Regions from separate parts of the Homo sapiens genome. Here regions 2 and 3 are each linked to region 1. Evidence: read pairs that join two places in POLR2A ChIA-PET (ENCODE). Cell type or tissue: PC-9. All regions are shown on one strand.

Region 1 (4,000 bases):
GGTTCTAGTTCTAGTAATGTCCTAGCAAATACCTGTCATTGTCTGTTGTTTCTGATAATAACAATTGTAGTGGCTATAATCAATCATTATGAATGGTGCCACTGTGAACATTCTTATATGTATCTTTTGGTGACTATATGAATGTGTTCTATTGGGTATTTACCTAAGGAATGGAATTGTTGTGTCATAGGTTATGTGTTGTTCAGCTTTAGGAAATATCATGAAATGGTTTTCTCAGGTGATTATTGCAATTTACAATCCTGTGAGCAGTGAATGAGAGTTGTTATTGCTTTAAATCCTCACCTATACTTGGTTTTGTCTGTGGTTTTCATTTTAGCCTTTCTGGTGAATATATGATGGTAAAGAATTGTGGGTTTGATTTGCACTTTCCTGATGATTAATGAATTAGAGGAACTTTTCATATCTTGATTGGGCATCTAAATATTTTGTGTTATTAAGTGCCTGTTAAAGTCTCTTGTTGGCTTTTCTCTTATTGATTTATGGTCTTTCTTTCCCTGCCTCCCTCCCTCCCCACTGTCTGTCCGTCCATCCTTGGGACAGGGTCTCACTCTGTCGCCTAGGCTGGAGTGCAGTGGCGTGATCCTAGTTCACTACAGCCTCGAACTCCTGAGCTCAAGTGATCCTCCTACCTCAGCCTCCCAAAGTGCTGGGATTACAGGCATGAGCCACTGTGCCTGGCCAGTTTTACTATCTCTTTATACGTTCCAAATTTGACTCCTTTGTCAGATGTATGTATTACAGATATCTCTGTAATCTCATGTGGAAATGTTTTGTTTGATAGCTTTTTATCTGTTAATGGTTTCTTTTGATGAAAACAAGTTTTTAATTTTAAGGAAATATATTTTTTTTCTTTTATATTCAGTGCTCTCTTTATGTCCTACTTAAGGGTATATTGCTATCCTAAAGTCCACCTTGAGGTGTGTTATGCAATGTTCTGGAATTTTTATTGTTTAATATTTCACATTTAGTTCTATGGTCTTTCTGAAGTAAATTTTCGTATGTGATATTGTATTGGGGTGAGGATTTCATTTTCTATGTGGATATTCAGTTGAAGCATATTTTATGCTTGCACATATGCTTGCACATATTTTATACTTGCACACATAAGTCCTTGCACATACAGAGTTTTATTCTATGATATTATGTAGTCTTGCAAGCATATTTTGTGCTTCCTCAACTGAAAATCCATATAGAAAAGTTTATTTTTCTATATGGATTGAAAAGTTTATTCCCCCTGACTGCACTCCAGCACTGTATTGAAGTGATATTTTGTGGCACATTAGTTAACTGTGTATGTAAGTCTGTTTCTGGACTTTTTATTCTAGTCAACTGACCTATCTTTGAAATATTTTTTTCCCGATATCACACTGTTTTAAGTACTTTGTCTTTATAACAATAAATCTTGATATCTGTTCGTTTAAGATCTTATACTATTATTGCCCTTTATATTTTCTTATAAATTTTAGAATCAGTTTGTTAATTTCTCCCATATGCTGCCTGATATTTTGATTGGACTTGGTTTGAATCTTTAAGTCAATTTAGGGGGAACTGATATCTTAACAAGTCTTCTAGGTACTGTGATTACAGCAATGCTCAAAAAAGAAAAAAAAATCCTTGCACATGTACAGTTTTTATTATTTGATTTTATGTGGTCTTCCAGTTAAATATATTAACTTCTTTCTCTTCAAAGCCACTTATATGGCATTATGGCCAACTGGAAAAGAATGACTTTTATAGAAAAAGAATAATTTTATAGAATTATTACGAGGAATGTATATTGTTATCCTCTGTGCAAAGGATTGATTGACTAAAAAGATTGAGCGTTTGTGAGGTTTACAGAGCATACAGGTGAGCCATCCTAAAAGAAAAATATTGTGAAGGAAATTAATTCAAGTGGGATTGATCGTATGACAGCAATTTGGAAAATTTTATCTCAAGCACATGCAAAGTAAACTTGTATTACCTCTTTAGGGCGATGTTAGAAGAAAGAAAGAAAATAATATTGCAAAACCTTGCTTATATAATTGGAGGAATTCAAGCAGTGAACTTTTTCAAGTTGCTTGGTAGTTTCAGTTTCCTACAAGAGTATTAATGTTTTATTTTTAAGTATGGTTTGTGAAGTTCACTTTGTAATTCTCCAGAAGTAACAGATGTATTGCATATCTGTTTCTACAAATGACAAATGTATCTGTGAAAACAGAAGTCATGTAAGAATAACTGAGCAACATTAAATATTAGGGAACAATCAAGTCTAGCTTCTGACTGCAATTAGCTAACCACTGAGGTGTTGGTAAAATCATTTGCAGTACTCAAACTGAAATTGCTACAGGCAAGTGCTGTGTATTAAAGTACTTCCTGTAGTCTTTGGCAGAATGCTGCTAGTGAAGGAAGGATACAGAAGGTTACTGTGGCTGGAGAGAAGGAGCAGGAAAACATTGTGGACTTTAAGGGCGGCTCCTTGCTTAAAGACAAACACAGAGTAAACACAGACATGTTGGCAAATACCCTGTGGTATTTATACTGTTGCACCTAAAATTTTTTGCTATTTTTACTCTTTTAAGAAATAAAATTATGAAGACTTGGGCATACTATACAAGAAGTTAGTGTTATGTGCATGTGGTGGGGGTTCTTTTTTGGTGAATTTCATCTGCATAGAAACTTAAAAATGTAGCTTAATTTAGCGGTGTGTGGTTACTTTTCTGTCTAATGCTATTAGAGATTAATGGTGAATATATTTGGAGCTTTTCTTTCTGCCAATCTTGTCCTATAGAACAAATAAGGAGACAGGATAACTATCACAATAGGACGTCCACCAGGGCAAAATTGAGTATTATTTTCTGTGTCCTGTTTTGTAAATTACTTTTTAAAATCTTACTGTTTATTTTTATTTCATTTTTCCTTATCTTATAACAGTGTTTAGAAATTCATATAGAAGGAAGAGCAGATGGAGTCCTCTCCTGAAATAGTTGGTACAGTTTGATTTTTAAGTTTTTAAAAACTTCATTAAAGGAAGTTTTAAAAAACTTCATTAAAAATTTAATTAAGTTTTTAAACTTCATTAAAGAAATGGTGGCTATAATTAAATGTTAGTACTCTTGGGGACATAGATTTGCTAGTAAGTTTCACTTTTTCATGGCTATTCGGTAGCACATCTCGTAAAGGTGTTGAGAGGAAATCATTGTTGATGCTGATCCCCATTATTTTCCTCCCCAAACCTTCTGTTTCTATTAATTAATTTAGTGGTTAGGCCAGGATAAAACAGAGTGGAGAGAGGGGAGAATTCATACTAGATCTGTGATTTTGAACCTTTTGTGTGTGAACATGCCCGTTTTTATTTTGGCTCCTTTTATACAGGACATAGTGGTCTGCGTATGTCTTCACTCATTTGTTGTTTACCTGGTCCCACTGGTTGAGTTTGAGTCCCCTGCCCTGACCGCTGATCAAAAAATAAGATTTTTTATAGGCACCTCTGTCTTAACCTCTCTATATCAGTTTATGCTGTGGACTCTTTCTCTGTATTTTGGGTTAAAGAACATATATTAAGATCATGTGTCAGGCACTGTTCTAAGCACTTTACATAGATTAACTCATTTATGTTTTCCCTATAACCTTTGAGGGATACAGTAGTTACTGTTATTCCCATTTTATAATTGTGGACACCAAGACAAGAAACCTGTGTTTCACTCTGTCCATTTCCCTCCCTTCAAATAATCTACTACTGGACACTTTTTTTTGTCTTTTTGTTGAGATGGAGTCTCATTCTGTCGCCAGGCTGGAGTGCAGTGACATGATCTCGGCTCACTGCAGCCTCTGCCTCTCAGGTTCAAGCGATTCTCCTGCCTCAGCCCCCCGAGTAGTTGGGACTACGGGCACACACCACCATGCCCAGCTAATTTTTTTTTTTTTTTTGTATTTTTAGTAGAAACAGGGTTTCACCATGTTGGCCAGGATGGTCTCAATCTCCTGACCTCGTGATCTG
Region 2 (4,000 bases), 240 kb after region 1:
GGGGTTTCACCATGTTGGCCAGGCTGGTCTCAAACTCCTGACCTCAGGTGATCCACCTGCCCCAGCCTCCAAAAGTGCTGGGATTACAGGCATGAGCCACCTCGCCCGGCCTTTCCTAGAATGTTTTATGCTGAAACATTGACAGAAATGAACCCAGGGACAGGGCTCACAGCCCTTCTACACTGCGCATAGAACTCACTCTTCACCACTTGCTCCTGTGAGGAACAGAAAAGAGCACAGCCAAAGGAAATGTATTCCAGTCCCCAGGCCACCTCAGATTAGCTGTGACTTGAGGCTCATCCCTTCACCTTCTGGACCCTGCTTTCCTCATCTGTAAAGTAGGAACAAGCAGATAGTGCAACTTCTAAGATCCAGGAGGATGAAATAGGGTAATGTACAGATAAGCTGAAAATGTTTGTGATGAGTGAATGTGTCTCCAGTGGAAGAGCCTGTATCCAGGCATGGATATGTCTGAATCTCACAGATGGGTCCACGTCTGATGGTGTCAGATCTCTCCAGAAACCACCTCTATTCAATTCAGCAAATGTGCTGCCCCAGGTAGTGTTCAGGTCTCTGGAGCCTTGTCACTGAGGGGCTTGCATCTGGTGGGAGACACTCAGCGCAACAGCAGACTGAAGCCAGGGACTGAGAGATGACCAAGGGGCAGTAGGAGCACAGGATAGGGGCATCTGTCATTTCTCCCTCCCTGGGGTCTCAGGCTCACTAAGGCCTGAGATTGGGCAGGGCAGGCAGAGGCCATGGTCCTCATGCCTACAGAACAGCTCTGCAGAAGAGCCATGTCACTTTTGGGGAGGCTTGGGGCAGGAAGTTTCACAGGTGGGGATATGAGCGCCTGGAAGTCACTGTGACCTGCCCAAGATCTCCCAGGAAGACAGAACTGGAGAACCTAGAACTAGGCCTCCAGAAGCCCTGGCCAGCCCCTTTGCAGAATCTGAATCCAGTTTTTAGAAAAGCAGGAATCAGAGGTCTGGGTTCTTATCCCAGCTCTGCTCTGTGACCCGAAGGAGCTGCCCCATCTCTGGGTCTCAGTTTTTATACCCATGAGTGCGGGCCACTCCAGATTTGACCTAGGCACCCGAATTCAGGCAGGCAGCCCCTGAGCACCAGAGTTCTGAAAACCTGGGCAGTGACTGCTGAGAGCCTGGAGGAGCTGTCAACATCTATTTTCACCTCTCTGCTGAACGGGACTGAAGAGGCTGGAGGGAGGAACAGCCTTCCCGCTGACATGCCCCTCTGAACTCCTCTGCTCAGTCTGTGAGCTCCTCTTCCTCCTGCCTACCTCATTCCCGGGAACTCCTTGGCCTGTTTCTGGCCTTACAGACTTGTTCCTCCAGGAAGCACCCCCTCCTACTGGGAGGGGGACCTCCAAGCAAGTTAAGGTGAACATGTGCTCCCTGAGAGAGGCAACTCCACCCGATGGCAGCAGCGTGTGTGGTAAGATTGACGCCCATAAAGTAGAAGGGAAGGTTTTGGGGGAGAGAAGGGCTCACTGTCCCAGAGATCAGTCAGACCATTTCCTGAGCACCTCCTCTGGGCTCTCTAAGCAGTCTCCACTACAACCCTGTGAAATGAGGGAGAAACGCAATGGCGCAGCTGGCCTCCCAAGATTCAAGTTCCCTCACTCCTGTGTCCCTGCATGTCCCTCACTTCAAGGGATACTAACCGTCCAGGCTCAGGACCCAGAATAGAAAAGGGTGAAGATGTAGGGAGGGAGTCAGGTTAGACACAAGGCTAGCATCACACCTCTACCCCCGTGGTAGCAGGCAGGGGGCACACACACCCTGGGGGAGGGGGCATGCCCCGCAGCCCTGCCTAACTGCGAGTCTGAACACGTTGCTTTAAAAAGAGTATGTGTAATGCAGCCACAGTCCAGCTGCAGGGCTTCTCTGAGCTCAGTTTTCTCACCTGGGAAACATGGTAGCTACATGGCAATGTAGTTGGGAGGAACAAATAATGCTGCAGAAAGGGTGCAGGGCAGGGCCTGGCACCTCCTAAGGGCTCAGTCACGGTGGCTACAGGAGTGTCGGTCTCCCCAGCCATGTGTCCCTGGAAACGGGAATGGCCTCAGTAGACTAGGCAGCTGGTGACCCCTGGTGGCTGCTGGGAGCCAGGGCATGAGGGCTGGGGCAGAGTAGAAGGCTGAGTATCGAAGAATGTTGGAGCCCAAGGCTCTTAGACCGTTAGACTGGCTGAGTCCTTGAATAAGAGAATTTTGTTGTTGTTGAGATGGAGTTTCACTCTCGTTGCCCAGGCTAGAGTGCAATGGCGCATTCTCAGCTCACTGCAACCTCCTCCTCCTGGGTTCCGTGATTCTCCTGCCTCAGCCTCCCAAGTAGCTGGGATTACAGGCATGTGCCACCATGCCCAACTAATTTTGTATTTTTAGTAGAGACAAGGTTTCACTATGTTGCTCAGGTTGGTCTTGAACTCTTGACCTCAGGTGATCTGCCCTCCTTGGCCTCCTAAAGTGCTGGGATTACAGGCGTGAGCCACCGCATCCAGCCTGAATAAGAGAATTTAACCACTTAATAAACATTTCCTGAGTCATTCTCTGTGCCAGGCCTGATCCCAGGAAATAATCTATTCCCATCCTGGCCTCTTCCAAGAGTTCCTTGACTTAAAATGGAGGAGGCAGATACAAAAGGGGAGCTCAGGGACAGAGGAGGCCTCTACCCAGCCTGGCAGGCGAAGGAAGGGGAATCCTGAAAGAAAAATTTGAACTGGGGGCTGGGAGGGAAGGAGAACATTCTGGGAAGAAAGAAAAGCATGTCTGAGATGCACTCATGATAGCAAGGAAATAGCCAGGCACGGTGGCATGCACCTATAGGCCCAGCTACTGGGGAGGCTAAGGCAGGAGGACCACTTGAGCACAGGAGTTTGAGACCAGCCTGGGCAACATAGTGAGACATCATCTCTAAATGAGTAAATGAATGAATGAATAGCAAGGAAATGAAGATGAAGCTGAGAGGCCAGCAGGGTCACATCCAAAGGGCTCCAGATTTCATGCTGGGGTTGCGGGTGGTCTCTGAAGGCAGCAGGGGAACTCCAAAGGATTGGACTTGTGAACACGACACCCTAGAAAGTCACCCTGTTGGGCCGAGCATGGTGCTGTGCACCTGTAATCCCAGCCCTTCGGGAAGACCAGGTGGGAGGATTGCTTAAACCCAGGGGTTTAAGGCTGCAGGAGTTTGAGGCTGCACTAAGGTTTTTTGTGTGTCTCAAAAGCAACAACAACAACAACAAAAGTCACTCTGGCCATAGTAAGGGAAAGGATTGGATGGGGAGACTGCAGGTCTAGAAGGTGGCCCACAGTGGCAGGAGGGTGGAGGAGTACTAGAACCAGCAGCACAAGGTCCCAGGGACATGGGGTGCAGGAGGAACGGGTCACTTGCAGGGGAGATGATGGCCAGGAGGCAGCTAGACCAAAAGTAGTGAGTGGTCTGGGAGTCAGCAGAGTGTAGGTGTTGCCATTTAACCAACACCGTCTCCACAGGCCTGTGCCCAGTCCTAGGTTGGTAAAGGAAGTTGGTTTGCCCCAACTCTGCCCTGTGGGCTCTGCCTTGTAAGCAAAGCCCCAGGCCCAGATCTGGCCCACAGCTGCCCTCCCCCAGGCACAGACACACAGAGGCCTTGCTCTGCCCCACCCTGGGCACTACCCCTGGAGGAAGAACGCGGACCCAGTCTAAGGGAGGCCCTGTGGACCAAGGACTTTGATATCACTACCTGGGTTTTTAGGATCTTCCCACCGGGACCCCTCTGGGCTGCCTCCCTGCCCTCTCCTCAGAGCTCCCCCAGCCCCTCCTCAGCTTCAGTCTACCCTGAGTGCCTGAAGCAGGTGGGCCCAACATGTTGCTTTGGCCTCAGGACCAGGTTGGACCAAGAGTCACATCCATGGCTCTTTGCTGCCTCAGGGCCTTTCTTCCTGCTGTTTCCATGGTTAGACTTGAGCAGCACCTGTCTCTGCAGGCAGAGACTCGGC
Region 3 (4,000 bases), 230 kb after region 1:
TTCAGGTACCTGAGAGGGGAGACAGTTGAATTAAAAGATGTTTAAAGAAAATTGCTCCCAAAGGGTCTGTGGATCCACACAAAAGTGGGCTGCAGTCTCTGCCTTACCCTCACCGGTCCTTGGTTGCCAGTGTCTGCACAACTGCATTTGGGAAACCAGAGACTTGTCAGTCAGTCCCTTGTGGAATGTGGCCATCCTCCCACACCTCCATCTTCCCACATTCTCTCTCTTCCTTGAATTGGTTAACCAAAATGCCAAATTATATGTGACATACCAAAGATCGTTTTGGTGGAGAGAAAGAAACAAACCGAAGAGGGAAGGCGTTGCTCTGTGGTTAATTTACGTAGTAAAACTCTTAGCTGGCTCTCTCTCTCCCTCACTGTCAGAGCCTCCTTGCCTAGTCCAGGTCCTGCCAGTCTATTTCAGAGAATTAATGAGCCTGCCAGAGCCCCTAATCCCCACTCAAGTGACCCTAGACTTAGTTCATCACAGGGAAACAGCCTTTAAAGGAACCTCTAATTCAGTCAGAGTTTAGTTTGTCCCCTCAGGGATCTATCACTGCAGGCCAGACAGGTAGAGGAAGAAGGAACGTGTTTGCCGATCTTGTTTGCGTGGTGATTGTGACCCCTTAGCCTAACATGCACAAAACCTGGGGAAGTCAGAAATTCAGCAAAGTATTTTATCTTCACCCCAAAAAATCCAACTTGTTCCTTTTGTTGTTGTTGTTCTTTGCTAAGTTTACTGAATTGACTAATTTGGTACATTTTCAATAGAACCCTAGAGAGTAGCTTCACTTGATAACTGTTTAAGATAAACTAAAATCAGTAATGTGATGAGATCTGTAAGAGGAAAAAGTGAAGTGCAATGCAAAATTGGAGCTTGAGGTGGTTATTTAATGCTCAGTTGCCTCTAATGAGGTTGACAAGTTTCAACAATCAGCTTAGCTTTAGAGAAAAGGCATGAGTACAGAGCAGTCAGAGAAGCAGCCAGGCTCTCCTTCCTGGAGGGGAGCACCGGGTAACCTCGCTTCCCTTTGCTGCAGATCTCTCCTTCCCCCAAGCCACACGCCTCCCTGCCTCCACTGCCGTTGTACGACCAGCCTCCCAGCAGCCCCTACCCCAGCCCAGATAAGAGGAGCTCCCTGTACTTTCCCCGGTCTCCTTCAGCAAACGGTAAGGGTTCTCCTGGGCATGGGTCTAAATGCATTTTCACTTCAGAAACCTACATATTCGCCTGAAGGGCAAAAAAAAACTGCATTTGCTTTTTTTTTTTTTTTTTTTTTTTTGGAGACAGAGTCTCTGTCACCTGGGCTGGACACCCAGGCTGGAGTTCAGTGGCATGATCACGGCTCATAGCAACCAATTCCTGGGCTCAAGTGATCCTCCTGCCTCAGCCTCCCTAGTAGCTAGGAATACAGGCATGCACCACCACACACAGCTAATTTTTGTATTTTTTCTGGACAAAGGGTATTATTCTGTCACCCAGGCTGGAGTGCAGTGGTGGGATCATAGCTCACTGCAGCCTTGAACTTCTGGCCTCAAGTAATCCTCCCGCCTCAGTATCCCAAAGTGCTGGGATTACAGGCTCAAGCCACCATGCCAGCCTTGCATCAGCATTATTGCTCAACAACTCAAGTAAAATGAGCTTCTTTGGTTTTCTCCCTTAGAAAAAAGCCTTCATGCTGAGTCACCAGGATTCTCACAGGCATCAAGGCATACTCCTGAGACCTCATATGGCAAACTGCGACCTGTAAGTCTCTGATCTTGCAGGATTATCGAATGCATAGTTCTTCCAAATTGAAAGTAAGGAATTAATGTTTCCCCGTGGCCCCTGTGTTGTTACTGACTATGCCAAACAAGGATGAACTGGGTTTGGGAAGGTAAAAAGAGCTATTGAAAAGGAAGGCCATAGAAATCAACTCATCTCGGGACATTTAATCTACACTGGAACTTTTTTCACTGAGCCACAGTGAGATTGCAAGATGATGGCTATGAAAGTGATTTAGAATAGAACAAACTTTATGAGCATTAAAGCGGGCTAATTGTGAAACACTTTTTTCAGTAAGCATTTAATTTTCCAGGCCTCTATTTGCCTCTTTGAGGAATACCAAGATGAAATAATAAGCTAACTTCATGGCCTTAAAGAGCGTTTATTCTCCGGGTGAATATATTATTGCAAAGTTACCTCTCCTCACCCTTCACTCTACTGCCATCTGCATTCCACCCACCACTGTACTCCAAGGTCATAACTTGCACGGTAATCCAGTCGGATACTTTGCAATTTTATTTTCCTTGACCCCTATTAGCTTTTGATACCATTCCTTTACCACTGGCTTCTTTTGGCTTCATTCATTCAGCAAATATGTATTGAGTGCCTTCTTAAGGACTTGAGTCTTTATCCCAAATGAGACAGGAAGCCATTGTAAAGTGGTAAGCTGGACAGTGTTGTGGCTGGTGCATTTTTAAAGCATCGCTATGGCAGCTAAGAGGCGGATGGATGGAGGGTGGCAGAAAGGATATAGGGAGCGATTAGGAGGCTGGAGCAGCATCCAAGAAAGAAGTGGTGGCAAGATGGACTGGTGGGTAAGAGTGGGAAGAGAGAGCAGTGGGCTGATGTGCTTCTCTACATTTGCCTCGTTTGCTTTCTTCCTCTCTGGTCCTACCTTTCTGTGGACCTTTGCAGCCTTGCCGCCACCTGTCTCTGCTGATAATTCTCATGGTTCTGTCACTGGGCTGCTTCTCTTGAAGTTGTTGAACGCACTCTTGCCGAATGACCTCATCTACTTCCACAGCTATGATAACCATTTATATGCCAGCAAGTCTCAGATTTATAACTGCCAATCCGATCTCTTCTCTTGAGCTTCAGATGTGTGGATATCTCAGTTTATATATCCCAGATCCCCAAAACTCAGCAAAAATGAGTTATGTTCCCTTCCAGACATGTTCCTTCTCCCATATTGCCTATCTTGGTAAATGGAACCCCCATCCTACTGGTGTTCTGGCATCATTCTTAATACCTCCTGCCCCTGCCTCCCACAGTCATTCCCAAATCCTGCCAGGTATACCTTGCAGAGAGCTCGCAAATCTTTCCACTTCTCTACTTCCCCTACTGCCAGTACCCTCGTTTGGGCTATTGTCAACTCTCATTCAGAGGATTACAAAAGTCTCCTAAGTTGCCTTCTTACTTGGACTCTTGCTTGCCTCTGATCCTTTCTCCAGTTGTTACCTGAGTCATCTTTTCGCAGATCTGATATTGCTTAAAATCCACCAAAAACTCCTCTTTTGCCTACAGAATAAAGCACAGATTTATTTTTTTCTTCTTAAAGCAGATGTTTAAACATGGTTTAACAAGGCCCTTCACAACTTAACCCTAGCCTACCTTTCTAGCCTTCTCTTTTGTAACTCTCTACCCAAGACACACTGAAATGTTTCATTTCTCTAAGCATTGCTCTCCCTTGCTTCCAGCCAGACCTTTGCTTTGGAGGATGTGCTAGGATCTTAGTCATAGGACTTGTGCCCATGAGGTTTTTAGCCTAGGCAAGAAGCTGATTTGTGGGCTTGATATTTCATTGAGAACAACTGCTTCTCAGTGTAGGAAATAGTGAAGACTAGGTTGAAAGCACGTGCTCACAACATTTCTGAGACCCCTAGGGTGCCCATGTCCTTGGACAGATGAGTGATTAGGTTTTGGGGATGCTTCAGATACTGAGTCAGGAACTGACTGACAAACTACGTAATTGTTTCCTGCTCAGGTCCGGGCAGCTCCCCCTCCACCTACACAGAATCACCGAAGGCCAGCAGAGAAGATTGAAGATGTGGAAATCACACTGGTGTGATGATGGGCTTGCCCATCCATTACTGCTACAATCAAGGCCAGGCTTGGAGTTTGGCCAGTCTTGTTTTTTAGGCACCTTTGCATGATGATGACTCTTGAACAGAGCAAAAAACAAGGAGGATTATGTGTGACTGGGTGGCCTGGTAGACTCCTCCCACGTTTTGAA

What was found. Peaks named below come from ENCODE experiments on the same cell type or tissue, not always from the same donor. Only the 100,000 strongest peaks of a DNase experiment are listed, where the experiment ranks them.
Region 2: POLR2A ChIA-PET joins it to region 1 with 6 read pairs; 4 of 35 experiments call an interaction of 5 or more read pairs at or near these places.
Region 3: POLR2A ChIA-PET joins it to region 1 with 5 read pairs; 4 of 35 experiments call an interaction of 5 or more read pairs at or near these places.

What each region holds. Positions count from the first base shown.
Region 1 is chr11:73,071,466-73,075,465 of GRCh38, reverse strand. The region is part of intron 3 of FCHSD2 (FCH and double SH3 domains 2); the gene reads left to right. Among named protein-coding and RNA genes, the nearest start is that of FCHSD2, 69 kb to the left of the region's middle. In PC-9, no CTCF peak of the experiment used is centred here; a DNase peak (open chromatin) is centred at 2,405; H3K4me3 peaks cover 659 bases; H3K27ac peaks cover 2,019 bases.
Region 2 is chr11:72,829,750-72,833,749 of GRCh38, reverse strand. It overlaps a transcript of ATG16L2 not described here. Among named protein-coding and RNA genes, the nearest start is that of ATG16L2, 17 kb to the right of the region's middle. In PC-9, CTCF peaks have their summits at 1,892 and 2,104 (motif pointing left); a DNase peak (open chromatin) is centred at 2,119.
Region 3 is chr11:72,838,626-72,842,625 of GRCh38, reverse strand. It overlaps FCHSD2 (FCH and double SH3 domains 2), which reads left to right. Exons shown (of 20, transcript NM_014824.3): 17 at 1-5; 18 at 1,043-1,172; 19 at 1,667-1,749; 20 at 3,752-4,000. The coding sequence ends at 3,835. It also overlaps a transcript of ATG16L2 not described here. Among named protein-coding and RNA genes, the nearest start is that of ATG16L2, 26 kb to the right of the region's middle. In PC-9, no CTCF peak of the experiment used is centred here; a DNase peak (open chromatin) is centred at 1,675; H3K27ac peaks cover 952 bases.